2 separate regions of the Homo sapiens genome follow, and region 1 is linked to region 2. A link is an interaction called in ENCODE POLR2A ChIA-PET data of the cell type or tissue named here. Cell type or tissue: A673. All regions are shown on one strand.

The links. ChIA-PET counts read pairs that join two places held together with the same protein. Peaks named below come from ENCODE experiments on the same cell type or tissue, not always from the same donor. Only the 100,000 strongest peaks of a DNase experiment are listed, where the experiment ranks them.
Region 1: POLR2A ChIA-PET joins it to region 2 with 16 read pairs; 3 of 35 experiments call an interaction of 5 or more read pairs at or near these places.

What each region holds. Positions count from the first base shown.
Region 1 is chr7:36,168,731-36,176,730 of GRCh38, reverse strand. The region is part of intron 2 of EEPD1 (endonuclease/exonuclease/phosphatase family domain containing 1); the gene reads right to left. Among named protein-coding and RNA genes, the nearest start is that of EEPD1, 19 kb to the right of the region's middle. In A673, no CTCF peak of the experiment used is centred here; no DNase peak of the experiment used is centred here.
Region 2 is chr7:36,022,232-36,030,231 of GRCh38, reverse strand. It overlaps LOC105375233 (a long non-coding RNA gene), which reads right to left. Exons shown (of 4, transcript NR_187894.1): 2 at 419-621. LOC124901616 (a long non-coding RNA gene) reads left to right here and starts at 1,747. Exons shown (of 2, transcript XR_007060288.1): 1 at 1,747-2,125; 2 at 2,820-3,010. In A673, no CTCF peak of the experiment used is centred here; no DNase peak of the experiment used is centred here; H3K27me3 peaks cover 444 bases.

The sequences.
Region 1 (8,000 bases), 150 kb before region 2:
ATCAAGTTAGCATGATCTGAAGTCAATATACTATCTTTTTAATTATAGATGTTTCTCTGTACACAAAAAGAACACTTTATTCCAGTGAAACTTTCATTTTTGTTTTATGGAGTCATTACTAAGAAAAAATTATAAACTCCTCTACAGAAGTACAAACAGCAGTGCTTGAGTATCACCAACCCTGAGAATACTTTACCTGCATGTTCACAGCTATCATAGCGCTACGACATAGCATCTGAACCGAAATAACTTTATTCCGACATCCGTTACATGGGAGAACTTGCGGAATTCACGAGGCTCCCATGAGACCTGATTTTCCTACCCTAAAATGAGGCTCAGGGGTAGGAAACCCTGCCTCTTCTTTGCTTCTTCCAAACTTCTGCTCTTCGGCAGACTGTGAGGGAGAGGGTTGTCTTCAGGCCACTCCTGGAGTGATTTGCTGTCTTCCAAACGCACTGAGCATCCTCGCCCCAGCCACCACCAGCAGGCCTGGCTTTATCCTCTTCAGGAATCTTCCTTCCCAGGGGCCTTTCTCAGAGGTTCTGCCCTGAGAGGCCAGGCCCCACCCTTTCCCCCACTGCATCACCAGGGCAGTGGATCTGCTTGTGGCTCCCAAGTTCCTCCTTTACTCAGGAAGTCCCAGCGAGAGGCAGGGGAGGGCGAGGGTTCCCTGGGCCTCCCCTCCTCAGACCTGCCTTCTACTCACACGGCTCACTCAGGGCTGAAAGGGCCCACGCCACAGCCTGCAGCCTCTCAGCTCTCCCAGAGAGGCCACACAGAGTCATCACCTCACAGGGACCCGGCAGTGACCTGCTCAGCCCCTCTGGCTTCACCTCCTCCCCGTTCAGCCAAGGCTGCAGGGTCTGAGGCTTCTACTATAGCCAAGGAAAATTTGTCAGGTCCAGCTGCGGTCCCCACAGTGGTGGCACCGCTCCTTGTACCTTTAAAATGGCTCTGGAGCAGCGGCTCTCAACTGGGAATGATTCTGCTCCTAAGAGCATGTTCATCTGGCAGTGTCTGAAGACACTGAGCTGTCACACCCAGGAAGGGAGGTGGGGTTCTCATGTCATCTAGGGAATAGAACCAGAGATTCACTAAACGTCCTACAAAACACAGGCCAGCCCCTACAACAGTCATCTGGCCCAAAATGTCAACTAAATGTGACTCTAATAATCTCAAATTAAAAAAAAAAAAGTCAGGGTCAGGCACAATGGTTCACCCCTGTAATCCCAACACTTTTGGGGGCCAAGGTGGGAGGATCGCTTGAACCCAGGAGTTTGAGACCAGCCAGGGCAACATGGTGAGACCTCATCTCTACAAAAAAATTTAAAAATTAGTCAGGCGTGGTGGCACGCACCTGTGGTCCCAGCTGCTCGGGAGGCTGAGGTGGGAGGATCACTTAAGCCCAGGAGTTCGAGGCCGCAGTGAGCTATGATCACGCCATGGCAGACCTGCTGCAAAGCACATCCTACTTTATCTGTGAGGGCTGTTAAATCAAGTTTAGTGTAAAGCTGCCTCCTTACATATTTTAAGTTCAGCCTAAAGGTTTCTCTGTGCACAGTGAACTATAACCTATGTGGAGGTGTCAATAGACTGTAACCTAGTCTTGTGCCAATCACTGAGTTTTTGCCAGTCAAAGGGGATCAACGGTTTAAACCATGGTCAAATAAGGCAAACCTTGTAACCAATCCAGCTCTTTCTGTACCTCACTAATGTTTTCTGTACGTCACTTTCCTCCTTCTGTCCATAAATCGTCTTCCACTGCATGACTGTGCTGGAGTCTCTCTGAGCCTACTCTGGCTTGGGAGGCTGCCCAATTTGGGCATCGTTCCTCACTCAATTAAACTCTATTAAATTTAATTTGGCTAAGGTCTTTCTTTTAACAGGGCAAATATCAGCCCTTACTGATTAGTTGACTGCTAAGTTTTTTAATCTTAGAAATGGACTGGTATTTTGAAGAGGATTCTAAGAGGCATGTAATCTCTTTGATCCAGGTATCCACACTTGTACAGGGCCTGCACACAGGAGGGTATGTCACCATTCACCCAGTGAAAGCGATCAGAAGGCAGAGAAGGCCGGTGTCTTGGAGGAGACAAACAGCATATGAAGGGCTCTGGAAATACACACTGATTTAGAACTAGCAGCAAACATCAACCCCTCCTCATCCAGCAGCTGCCTGGCGGAGACCAGGGCCTGTGTAACATGGGTAGGGAGGCAGTAATTGATCCAGGATCACAGAATGTCCAGGGCAATGGATTACAGCTATGCTTTATGCACTAGCATTCCCTCCAGGGCCCTAATGCAGAGCAGCACCTCTTTTACCAGCATCATGTGTTACGCTTCCTCATAAGATTTCATTTAATGAAAGGCTTCCTTGCCTGAAAAGAATTTTAAAACCACTGATCCAGAATCTGTGTATCAGGGTGTATCAATTAAGATTCTTAATTGCAAGAAACAGAAATCAACAATGCTTGATTTAAGCAGAGAAGTACTTTGCTAAAAGGATATTAAGGAGGTAAGCGTGGGTAATCGGGAACAAGACGCAAACATGCCCCAGAACTGGTCGGGTAAGGACCCGACTGCAGCAATCCCAAGCCCCCAGTGCCACAGCCTGTGCAGCCAACAGCACCAGCCCTGGCCACCACTTACTGCCACCAGCCACACAGTCTCTGCCATCCCAAGGACTCAGCCCTGTATAAACTATTCCCACAGCCAGACTGAGCTCTTCATAGTCCCTCAGCTTTTGGTGCCACTGGCTCTCCATCAGAGATCAGGATGATTACACGGACCTGTAGGGCCCAGACCCTAGCTGCAAAGGATGCTGGAAAGTGAATCTCTGCATTTGTATTTTTCCCACTGGGTGGTGGACTCTGCTGCCCACCATGTGTCATAAGGAAGGACATTTTCCAAGCACAGAAAGGGATCTAAAAGGATGACAGTGGGTACACACAGAAAAAACTCTCTCAAGCCATGTTCTTCCTCTACCCTCATACCACAACAATCAACACAGAAGAGTTCTGTGACTGTATTGGTTGATTTTCACACTGCTATAAAGATATACCTGAGACTGGGTAATTTATAAACAAAAGAGGTTTAATTGACTCACAGTTCTGCATGGCTGGGGAGGCCTCAGGAAACTTACAATCATGGTGGAAGGGGAGGAAGGCAGGTCTTACATGGCAGCAGAAGAGAAGCTGGGGGTGGGGAACTGCCAAACACTTTTTTTTTTTTTTAAGACGGAGTCTCACTCTGTCGCCAGGCTGAAGTACAGTGGTGCAATCTCAGCTCACTGCAACCTCCACCTCCTGGGTTCAAGTGATTCTCCTGCCTCAGCCTCCCGAGTAGCTGGGATTATAGGTGCACATTACCACACCCAGCTAAGTTTTTTTTTTTTTTTTTTTTTTTAAGTATAAACGGGCTTTCACCATGTTGGCCACGATGGTCTCAATCTCCTGACCTCGTGATCCGCCCCCCTTGGCCTCCCAAAGTGCTGGGAGCCAAACACTTTTAAACCATCAGATCTCATCAGAACTCACTCACTATCATGAGAACAGCATGGGGGAAACCGTCCCTATGATTCAAACCCCTCCCACCAGGTCCCTCCCTTGACATGTGGAGATTACAGTTCAAGAAGAGATTTGGGTGGGGACACAGAGCTAAACCATGTCAGTAACTGAATGTGTAGTGTTTTTTCCACACAAACCAAGCATCAGACACTAGCTGGGTGTCCTCCAATTCTGTTTCTATACTATCTACCTGGAGGTAGTACCAGACCCCACCCACTTGGGGCTCAGTCTCCAAGACTGCCCCCAATCCCCCTGCCCTCCCCACCCCCCAGCCTTCAGACACTAGTCGTAAGTCTGAGCCTCCAGAACTTCTGACCAACTGGCTTCAAGTTGAGGTTTCCATGATCCTTTTTTTTGGGTTTGGTTAATTTGCTGAAGCAACTCACAGAAACACTGACTTAAGGTTTATTGGCTTATTATAAAGCAGAGGTGTACAATCTTTTGGCTTCCCTGGGCCACAATGGAAGAAGAATTGTCTTGGCCTCACATAAAATACACTAACACTAATGATAGCTGATGAGCTAAAAAAAAAAAAAAAAAAAAAAAACTCATAATATTTTAAGAAAGTTTATAAATTTGTGTTGGGATGTGTTCAAAGCCATCCTGGGCTGCATGCAGCCTGCAGGCCATGGGTTGGACAAGCTTGTTATAAAGGATACTGGAAAGGATACAGATGAAGGGATGCATAGGGCAAGGTACGGCAGAAGGGGCACAGAGCTTCCATGCCCTCCCTGGGTCTCTGCCCTCTAGGAACCTCCACATGTTCAGCCATCTGGAAGTTCTCGAACCCAGTCCTCTTGGGTTTCTATGAAAGCATTCCTTCTCTCAGGGTATGAGACAGGCCCCTCTCAGGGGAGGGTCTTAGGAAAAGACCCACAATCAAAAAGGAGGGGAAGATTAGAGTCCTACCTTGAGGCAGGTGAAAGAAAGGCAGAAGAGAGATTCTACTTTCCTGAGGCTTAACACGCCCAACATTATAACAAAAGACTGTAACTAGGGATATGGCAGTTATGAGCTAGGAATCGTGGACAAAAACCAGTGTATATCATAACACCACAGTAAGACAGAAGAGCCCTGAGTCCCCAAGAAAGTGAAATACACTGACAAGACAGAGAAAAAGGGCCCAAGTATTATTTATATTGTATGTATAAATATTTAACATAAACATCTATAAGCATTTTTTTATGTTTTAAATATTTCATATAAAAAGTGAAGTCCCCTCCTGGACATCAAAAATGAACTTCACAGTTTGGTCTTGAACTATGTAAAACACCAAGGTCATGGCACCTGACTCTGATGTTAGCAGCCATCAGGCAGGTTGCTTTGAAACTGAATCAGATGCCAGCTACCAACAAGCTTGGCTGAAACTAACTACAGAGAAGAGCTTACAATTAATGAGTGAGAGGCAGTATATGGCCAACTGTATATATAGGTACACTTCCCAACTATACTTACTCACTGTGAAAGTGGAAGAAGCAAAGACACAATTAACACCAAAGATAAAGATCTATTTTGAAAGATGGGTATATTTATAATTCACACACACTCAGACACTCTGTGGGTGGAGACACGTACAGACATATGTCTGTGGTCAGACACATACAAATCCATGGAGATGTGAGAAGCGAGAAAGATTTAGTAAAACAAGATTCAATCAATGATGTCTGAACTATGAAAGATAATTCCAAGGGCTTTGATCTCAAAGCCTGATAAAGTCTGACTTACTGCTGGAGTTGTTTTGTACAAGTGAAATTAATTTTAAACACTTACAATTTAGAGTCACCATATATGTTTTTTGGTTTGTTTTAAGCCAGCAACATGAGTTTTGGCTTTTCTGCTGGGTCCACTCTTTTGTGTATCTATTCACACAGAGTATACCTTGAAAATCTGAGGTTTAGCGTACAGCCAAAATTGATTTATACCTGAAAAACATGAAGCATGGGGCTGGGCATGGTGGCTCATGCCTGTAATCTCAGCACTTTGGGAGGCCAAGGTGGGAGGATTATCTGAGCCCAGGAGTTCAAGACCGGCCTTGGCCGCATAATGAGGCTCCCTCTCTACATAAAAAAATAATAATTAGCCAGGTGTGGTGGTGCACACCTGTAGTTTCAGCTACTTGGGAGGCTGAGGCAGGAGGATTGCTTGAGCCTCGGAGTTTGAGGCTGCTGTGAGCTGTGATCAGGCCACTGTACTCCACAGCCTGGGTGACAGAGTGAGATCTTGCCTCAAAACAAAACAAAACAAAAGAAGCATGGAAAAAAGTAAAATGAACTAAAACTATTCTACTCCGAGTGAGAAGATAAGATGGAAGGAGACAGAAATGATATGGTAATAAGGACACTTAAACATTGGACTGGATCTCCATTGTGGTCGGGGGGATGAACAGGTAATCTATGGTGAATGACCAAGCAACATTCAGAAGCCAAAACTAGCTGGAAATCTTAAGAACACAGCATTTTTATAGATTAGACATATTTTTAAAGGCGATGTCTAAGGGCATATATGTAATACTTTGCACTTGGAATCTATGGGAGGGGGAAGAAGAAAAAAAGATAATTTAATCTTTCTTGAGGGGAGCTCTGAAAAAAAAAAAAAAAAGACACTTTTAACATGAAACCAAAGAGAAGCAGGTCCCTGCAATGACTGATACAGGGTTCCATGAAGAGAAGAGCATAATGACTTAACTCTCCACAGCAGGAGTTAAAAGAACAGGAAATAAACATTTTATATATACAAAATATATACTTTTTTTTTTTGAGACAGAGTCTTACTCTGTCACCCAGGCTGGAGTGCAGTGGCACGACCTCAGCTCACTGCAACCTCTGCCTCCCGGGTTCAAGCGATTCTCCTGCCTCAGCCTCCTGAGTAGCTGGGATTACAGACATGCGCCACCATGCCCAGCTAATTTTTGTATTTTTAGTAGAGACAGAGTTTCATCATGTTGGCCAGGCTGGTCTCGAACTCCTGACCTCAGGTGATCTTCAGGTCTGCCTCGGCCTCGCAAAGTGCTGGGATTACAGGCGCGAGCCACCGCACCCGGCCAAAATACATAATTTTGAACGTACATAGAAAATGTCATTTGTGGATGCCGGCAGCAATCTATGGAAGGTGTTCCTTCAAGGTTATTTCCTGGCCCAAGGGCCTGTGATTTGCAGATATTGTGATGAAACTGCCAGAGCTCACCTCTCATTGGAGTTATTTTGATGAAATTTCTAAAGCTCACCTGGCATACTATCCATTATATTTTGGCTTTTGATAAAAAAAGTGCTAAACTTCCATCAAAAATGCATAACTTCAGTGTGAAAACCAGAGGACACCAAATACTTCTCCAGGACATTGTTTAAGCCCAGTTCAGACAGAACATTCCAGCCAGACTCATGAAGCATCCCAAATGAAGTTCTCCAGGCTCCTTCCCAGATGCGGGGTTTGTTTCTGTAGGATGTTGGGTACTTTTTCCTATTACAAAACAGTTATTCCAGGTTATGTCCTGGTACAATGACTCCATGACTAAGGGGCGAGGAAGAGGGGAAGAGGGAGTGAAAGGAAATCAACACAAAGATACCTTGTATTTTTTCAGCTTAGAAACAAGTTTGAAAATGACCCACACAGATCTGAATAGACATTTTTCCAAAGAAGATATACAAATAACCAATAAACATATGACAAGATGCTAAACGTCATTAGTTATTAGGGACATGCAATTTAAATCCCCAACAAGATACCACTTCACACCCACTAGCATGGCTTTCATCAAAAAGACAGACAATAACAACTGTTGATGAGGATGTAGAGAAATAGCCCCTCATACATTGCTGGTGGAAATGTAAAATGGTGCAGCCACCCTGGAAAACAATCTGGCAGTCCCTCAAAAAGTTAAACTTAAATTAACATAAAATAAACAAAAAATTACTCCAGCAACTCCACTCCTAGGTATATACCCCAAAGAAATGAAAATATATGTCTACATAAAAACTTGTACATGAATGTTCTTAGCAGCATTATTCACATAATAGCCAAAAAGTGGAAACAACCCAAACGTCCATCACCTGATGAATGGATAAAGAAAATGTGGTACATCTATATAGTGGAAAATTATTCAACTATTAAGAAGAAAAAGAAATACTGATACACACTTCACCACGGATAAACCTCGAAAACATCATGCTAAGTAAAAAAGTCAGGCACAAAAGGTCACATACTATACAATTTATAAGCAATATCCAGAATCCTGGGATGAGGAGAAGGAAATCTTCAAATTGAATCAGATGACTTCCTAAAGCGCTTGCAGGGCAGTACCCCCAAGAGGACAGGGTCCTTTACCCCCAGTTAAATCTGTCTCTTCATACTTCTAGATCTAGAAAGGCTAGGAAACAACTGTCCCCCCTCCCCCAACCTTTTTTTTTTTTTGAGACAGAGTCTTGCTCTGTCGCCCAG
Region 2 (8,000 bases):
CACAGAATTTTGGAGGGACATGCTCAATCTGATAATAGATACCTTTAGGGGTATATTTTCAGCCCTCAATAATCTCCTGGGAGCTGCCTTTCTATTACATGACAATGACCTCCCCACAGTAGGTAACCTGATGAAGGCAATCAGATTCATTCTCCTTGGAGCTTGGAATTGTGACTAATGCATTGGTCTCAGATTGGGCTGGTTAGCTTGAGCAGATACATAAACCCAGAGGCTATGAAGCAGCTGGGTTTGTCCTCACGTAGGACAAAGCAGTGAGTCTGTCTGTAGAGTGGGAGAATGAGAAGAACAGAGAAATGAGACAGGGGGCAATCAGGCCTGTATCCCTGGGTCTCTCTAAGACGGCTTTCCAATAAAGGTCCATTGTGGCTGAAGCTCATTTGAGGTAGGTTTCACTTACCTGCAACCCAAGGCAATGACATCAGTGCCTTGAGCCACAGTCCCTCAGCATTGCTGGTTGTCCTTCTGCCAGTCTTGTCCTCTTAGCCCTGGGCAGGACAGGAAGCTGTGGGAGGAAACACCTCATGCTCCTAGGGGCTTCGTAGGCAGGTGTTCCCTTCCAGGCTGCTCTAGTGTCCGCTGTCTCAACTGGGTCTTCCTAGCCTGGCAAAGAGGAGAAGAGGTTAAAGCCCTCACTGTTTCCATCTCCCTTGACACCAATGAAAAGAAAAACAAGAAAAACATCTCTTCCAAAACAGCAAGTCAGCAGAACCAGCGGAGGAGCAAGTCATCAATTTTTTTCTAGAAAACTGGCAAACACTTTTCAAGGGTGTTAAAGATAATCAGACACAAAAATAAGACTTAATTAGGCACTAGTTTTGCCCTCAAGAAAACTGAACCCAAAGATGAAAACGTGTAGGCTTTGAAGAGAGCATTCTGGAAAATCAATAAAAGAAGTCAGTGCCATCTGACTGCTAATTTTTTTTTTTTTTTTGAGACGTCTTGCTCTGTCACCCCGGCTGGAGTGCAGTGGCACAATCTCCACTCACTGCAACCTCCACCTCATGGGTCCAAGCCATTCTCCTGCCTCAGCCTCCTGAGTAGCTGGGACTACAGGCATGCACCACTGTGCTCAGCTAATTTTTGTATTTGTAGTAGAGACAGGGTTTCACCATGTTGGCTGGGCTGGGCTTGAACTCCTGACTTCAAGTGATCACCCCACCTTGGCCTCCAGAAATGTCTTCCAACAGAAATGCTGCACCCAGCCTGATTGCTAATTTTTTAGAGTGGATATTTTGTCTCACATTTCACCATGGGCTTTGGAAGATGAATTCACATGCCTTTCTCTCTTCACTGGGCATTTTAACAACATTGTAAAATCCATCAGCTAAGATTTCTCAAAGTCCCCCAAACCAATCTAGCTCCCTTTTTACCTGCCTTTGTATACTGGGGCTTGTATAAGATTTTATTTCAAAAGGGGTTCTGCAGCTACCAATGGCCTCGGAAACTCTTACGGACAGCACTCCAGAAGGAAGAAATGAGGCAATGTTCACTTCTTTTCGAGGCATTCATCACATATCTGGACCACTGCCTCCAACCCCACCCGCCAAGTTCACCATTTCCCTTGCGATGGAAGGAAAAAGCCCTGGCCCACGGGGTTGCTCTGAAAAGGTGGCCAATTCACTTTCTTTTTTTTGTTTGTTTCCTTTTTTGAGACAGAGTCTTGCTCTGTCGCCCAGGCTGGAGTGCAGTGGCACGATCTCGGCTCATTGCAACATTCGCCTCCCGGATTCAAGCGATTCTTCTGCCTCAGCCTCCGGAGTAGCTGGGATTTCAGACACTTTCTTCTTTCACTTTTACTGACAGAAACTTGTTCAGAGGAGAAAGCCCAGGTGCTCTGGCCTGAGGCTCTGACCAAAACTATCTTCGACATCACTTTAAACAGTTAAAGAAGTAGTAACTTTGAAGGTTTGGCCGGGGTGTGTGTGTGTGTGTGTGTGTGTGTGTGTTGCCAAAGATGGCAACTTCCGGATAGGTCTTTGCTTGATAAAAAGATATTAGCTGCCTTTTCAGTTGTGGAAGTTGAGGCCCAGGACACAGTTTGAATGAGGTGGCTGGGGCAAAGGAAGACAACGTCCATTTTCTGAGGAGCTATGCTGCAGAGAGGGTGAGTAGGTGGCCTGGGGACTGGGGAAGCTGGGGTTTCGGTGGGCAGGGAATAAAGGTCTTGGGAGGAAGAGGGGGCAGCACCGAGGCAGCTGGCCTGGGTCGAAGGAGAAGTGGCCGGAGACCCTCCGTGCTGTAGATGGGAGGTGAGCTCAAGGACGCGATGTCAAATACTCAAGTTCCTGAACCCCCCTCCAACACCTCCAAACCTTCAGTAATGCCTGTGGTGTGCCTGCCTGGAAAGCACACTCGAGGGAGGGCTGGAGGAATGTTCTGGAGCAAGCCAGGGGCCACAGAAACATGGAGAGGGGGCAAGAATGTGCCCAAAGATGGTCACGGAGGGGCTGGGGACAGGTTTCGGCAAGAGAGTCCCCAATTTGCCTTCTGCCCCAGAACTCCTCAGACAGAGTAGGGACAGCCCTGGACTTAACACATTTATGTGGGAAAAGAGTGAGAGTTATTTTGGGTGTTAAAACAGCTGGTGATCCCAGAAGGTGGAAGAACTTGGGGATAATTGGGACATGAAATGATCTACAGCAGTTGGTGTTCTAATCTCTCTTTCCTTATATCTCTTCTTTCCTTGCTTCCATTTTTCACATCTTGTATTTCTCTCTTCAAGGAAATGATATATTTCTTTTCAGTGCAAATCCAGTGTCTGCTCTTGATTTTGAGCTTTCTCTCTTTTGTCTCTCAAGACGTACAAAGCAGCTGCCAACTATTCCATGGTTTCCCAGCTGGAGAAGCCCTACCTTCACAGCATCCTTGAAGCAGACACCCCAAGGGAGCACCTACCTGGGGCACCCCAGGCTGGCACCAACATACAAAGTGGTCAAAAATGTGCTGTTACCCTTCAAGGGGCTGCTTAATAAATCACAGTTTTACTTCCCTCTTTGGTCCAAAAGTTTTGAGAGAGAGAGCGAGCACATGTGTATGTGTCCTTCACAGGACACCATAAGAAAGTAAAGAGACAACCCATAAGATGGGAGAAAATATTTGCAAATTACATTTCTGATAAGGCATATCTGATAAACGCTTACAACTTAATAATTTTTTTTAAAAAATGACCCAATTAAAACCGTTAGCAAAGGGTCTGAATCGACATTTCCCCAAGGTAGGTAAACATATGGCCAATAAGCACATGAAACTATGCTCAACACCATTTGCCATCAGGGACATGAAAATCAAAACCACAATGAGATACCACATCACACCTAACAGAGTGGCTAAAATTTAAAAAGACAGCAAGAACAAGTGTTGACAAAGATGCGGAAAAATATTTGGTGGTGGTGGAAAAGATTTATTTTGCTGGTAGAAACTGCTAATGGAAAAGGTTAAGCATAGAGTTAAACAATTTTTTTTTTTTTTGGCACAGGGCCTGGCTGTCACCTAGGCTGGAGCGCAGTGGCAGGATCTCAGCTCACTGCAACCTCTGCCTCCCACACTCAAGCAATCTTCCCACCTCAACCTCCCACCTCACCATTACCCTTGCAATGGAAAGAAAAAGCTTTATCAGATACACCTTATCGGATATGTAATTTGCAAATATTTTCTAGAGTAGCTATTTCTAGAGTAGCTAGGACTATAGGTGCCACCACGTCCAGCTAATTTTTGTATTTTTTTGAGAGACAGAGTCTCACTTTATTGCGCAGGCTGGTCTGGAACCCCTGAGCTCAAACAATCTACCTGCCTCAGCCTCCCAAAGCGCTGGGATTACAGGTGTGAGCCACCTCACCCAGCTAGAGTTACAATTTAACCGGACTGAAACATATGTCCACAAAAAAGCTTGTCCACAAATGTTCATAGCACGTTATTCAAAAAAACCCAAAAGTGGAAAAAACCCAAATGTCCATCGTTTCATGAATGGGTAATACATTGTGACATATCCAAACAATGGAATCTTAATTCAGCAATCCGAATGACTGAAAGACTGATATATGCTACAACATTGACAAAGCTTGAAAACATGCTAAGTGAAAGAAGCCAGACACTAAGCATCATAAATTCTGATTGCATTTGTATGAAATGTCCAGAACAGTCAAATTCATAGAGACAGAAAGTACGTCTATGGTTGCCTAGGACCGGAGGTGGGTGTGGATGGGGAAGGGACTGACTGCTGCCAGGTACCACGTTTCATCTGGGATGATGAAAATGCTCTAAAACTGATTGTGGTGATGGTTGCCCACCTCCGTGAATATTCTAAAAGCCATTAAATGATTCACTTTAAATGGGTGAATGATATGGTATATGTGTTATAAAAAAAATGTAGGCAATGTATTGTTTTCTCTAAGACTTCTAAGCACTTGGATTTTTTGTTTGTTCAAACTTTTATCATTAACTTCTAGTATTCTGTCATTGTGGTCAGAGAATGTTGCCAAAATAATTTCTTTGAAATTAATTAAGAATTTCTTTGTGGCTTAGTGTATGATCAATTTTTATTAATCTTTTTCAGTATTTGAAATGTACATATATTTAACGACTTATTGAGCACTTAAGTATGTCAGGTGCTATCCTGGATACTTCACACACATGAGCTCTGCTCTCAATTCTGTAGTGGCCACCTTCATTTCACAGTGGTGGTGCCGAGGCCCACAGGAGTTAATCCCAGTTCCAGTGAACGGGGGTCCTGGGAACTGAGCCCTAGCCTGTCTGGCTCCCAGAAGCCTGCTCACCGCACTTGGTCACAATGCCCTTTTAAATGGTTTTTGTTGATGCAAATGGCCTTTCCTTTGACAAGAGCATTGGGTCATTTCTCTCCTTATCTGGGGCTCACATTGATGTAGTTAAAAGACTATTTTGCAGGAGCATTTCCTTCCTCACATTATTGCTTCAATTCGGCAGTTAAAACTTGACTAGTGAATTTGAGACATAGAAAATGCAGAAAAAAAGCAAAGTGATTCTCAAAAGGACCTAGAAGATGTGAATAAACTGAAAGACCATGTAACTGAATGGATAAATTGAATATGGTTAGGCTAGCCAATTTCCCCCTGATTAATATATCGTACATTTAATACTCCTGTGAGATTTTAAAAACTTGTCTAAATAACTCTGAAATTCATCAGAAAGTAAAATCATAATCTGAATAGCTAGAAAGTTTTTAAAAACTAGAGTAATGGAAGGGTCTTATTCTACATAATATTAAACAGTGTCATGAAGCCATGCTAAAGATGCAGGAAGATAGAAGAGGGAATTTGATGCTTAACTCTGTGGAACAAAGTAGATACCACTGGGGGAAAAAACCCAAGTAAAAGAAGAACTAAGTGTCTGACATGTGGCATTTAATTCAGTGAAGAAAGAGAATATTGTTTAAAAAATGAGGCTGGGATGATTGGTTAGTTATTTTGGGAAACATTTTAACTCCTCACTACATAAAACTTTAAAACTTTGCAATACTAAAAACACTATTAACAAAATTTTAGGACAAACTTTAGATTGGAAAAATTTGTAACAAATATGCTATATGGTTTTGATTTATAAAGGGCTTTTACAAATCAGTGAGAAAATTGCTGACATCTCCCAATGGACAAAGGGCATACATAGGCTTTAAAAGCACTGAATGTATAAATAGCCAATAAGCCAAAAAAAGAAGGTTCAGCTTCTGCACTAATTGAAGAAGTACAAATCCAAACAAATAAAAAATAATTAACTGTTGAAAGACAAAATTTCCTATTTGCCGTTGTTCACTGTAATAGTTTTGGCAAAATCTTAGAAAAACAGCATTCTCATTGCTAATAGGGATATAAATCCATGAAAACTTCCTGGGGCCAATTTGAAAATATACCTCAAAAGACTTAAAAATATCTATTTATTGCGATCTAACAATAATAGTACTAGGAATTCTTCCTTTAAAAAATGGAAAAGGGAAAGGAAAGGAAAAGAAGCCGTGAATACCAAAATAGGGGATTAGTAAAACATGTCAGGGCACAACCATTCAATAAACTATTTTGCAGCCTTTAAAAATGATGTAGGAGGGTCAGGAGCGGTGGCTCACACCTGTAATCCTAACTCTCTGGAAGGCCAGGGTGGGAGGACTGCTTGAACCCAGAAGTTCAAGACCAGCCTAGGCAACATACTGGGACCCTATCTCTGTAATAAATAAAAAATATATCCGGGTGTGGTGACTTACGCCTCTGGTCCCAGCTACTCGGAAGGCTGAGTCAGGAGGATTACTTGAGCCCAGGAGTTGAGGAGCTGAGGCTGCAGTGATGGTCCTGCCACTGCACTCCACCCTGGGCATCAGAGTTAGACCCGCCTCAAACATCAAAAAAAAAAAGATGTAAGAGAGGAGAACTGGAAAAATGCTTCAACGTGCAAGCCTTCTCAAGTGGGTTGCCTGCAGGGCTGTGTTGGGAAGGTTTCTGAGGTTTTTTCTGGGTGGGAGCAATGTCATAATTGATGGGTTACTTTCCATCCCCGTGATAAAAAGCCACATAATGATATGTAAAGATGTTCAATTTTTGTTAATTAAAATTACATGAATATACACATTAACAAGGACAGAAAGACCCCTTGGCACACTGCAGTAAGAAGGGCACCCCTGTGACGTTCTCCCCCAAAATCCCTAACACAAGTGCCATTATGAGGAAAACATGAGACAAACCCCAACTGAGGAATATCCTACTGAAAACCTGATCAGTGCTCCGTAAAAATGCAGTGATCACAAAGAATAAGAAAAGACTGATAAACTCACAGAGTGGAGGGGACTGAGGAGACTGGATGACTGAATGCTCTGTGGAGTCCTGGATGTGATCCAGGATTGGAAAAGGACATTCATGGACAAACTGGTGAAACCCAAATAAAATCTGTAGTTTAGTTAATAGTCTTGTACCAGTGTTAACTTCTCCATTTTCACAAATGTAGCCGTGGTTTTGTAAGATGTCAACATTACAAGAAGCTGAGTAAAGGGTAATGGGAACTCTCTGTACTGTCTTTACAACATTTTGTAAACCTAAAATTATTACAAATTTTTAAAATGTTTAAATGGAGGGAATGCTAAAAATGAGTCTACAGTTAAGCAAATATTCAGTCTGGTGTAATGCTATTCAGAGTTTTTTTTTCTGATAATCAATACATAGAACATTTTATTTTTCATTGCAATGACTTTTTAAAACTTAATTTTTAAAATTTTAGATTTGGGGTAAATGTGCAGGTTTGTTACATGGATATATTGAGTGATGCTAAGGTTTGGGCTTCTATTGAACCCCTCACCCAAATAGTGAGCATAGTACCCTATATGTAGCCTTTCAACCCTTGCCCTCCCACCTCCATCTCTCTCCCCACTTTTGAAGTCCACAGTGTCTATTGTTTCCGTCTTTATGTTGGTGTGTATACCTATTGTTTAGCTCTCACTTATAAGTAGGAACATGCGGTATTTGATTTTCTGCTTCAAATCACACATTTTTTTTAAACTAGTCATATCCAATAATAAAATGCTAGTGTTAGTGCAAGGCAGTAATAGATGTTATTTTTGTTTCCTGTATTTTAAAATTTCCTTCCATATACATATATTAATAATTGTATTTAACTATTTTAAAAATCATAAAGAGAAAAAGCAACATACTCTGGTCTGGATTCAGAAAAGTCCTCCCAGGGCCAGCAGACCGCAACCCTTGTAGTCCAAGCTGGCACTGAAAAGGCAATGAGATGCACGCTGGAGAGAAATGGAGAGCTTTCCAGGAAAGCCAAGCATTGCAATGCAAAGTGCGTTCAGGCTGTGAACCACAGTGGGACAAAAAGGCCTTGAGAACTTTTGGCAAAAGTACACTCCGTGCGTGAGCAAGAAAAGCATCTCACAGAGAGAAAAGCATCTCTCTCCGTGTCCTTCGACGGCCAGGAAGATGTGCAGCCAGGAGGCAGGGAAGGTTTTCCAGGCTCAGGTG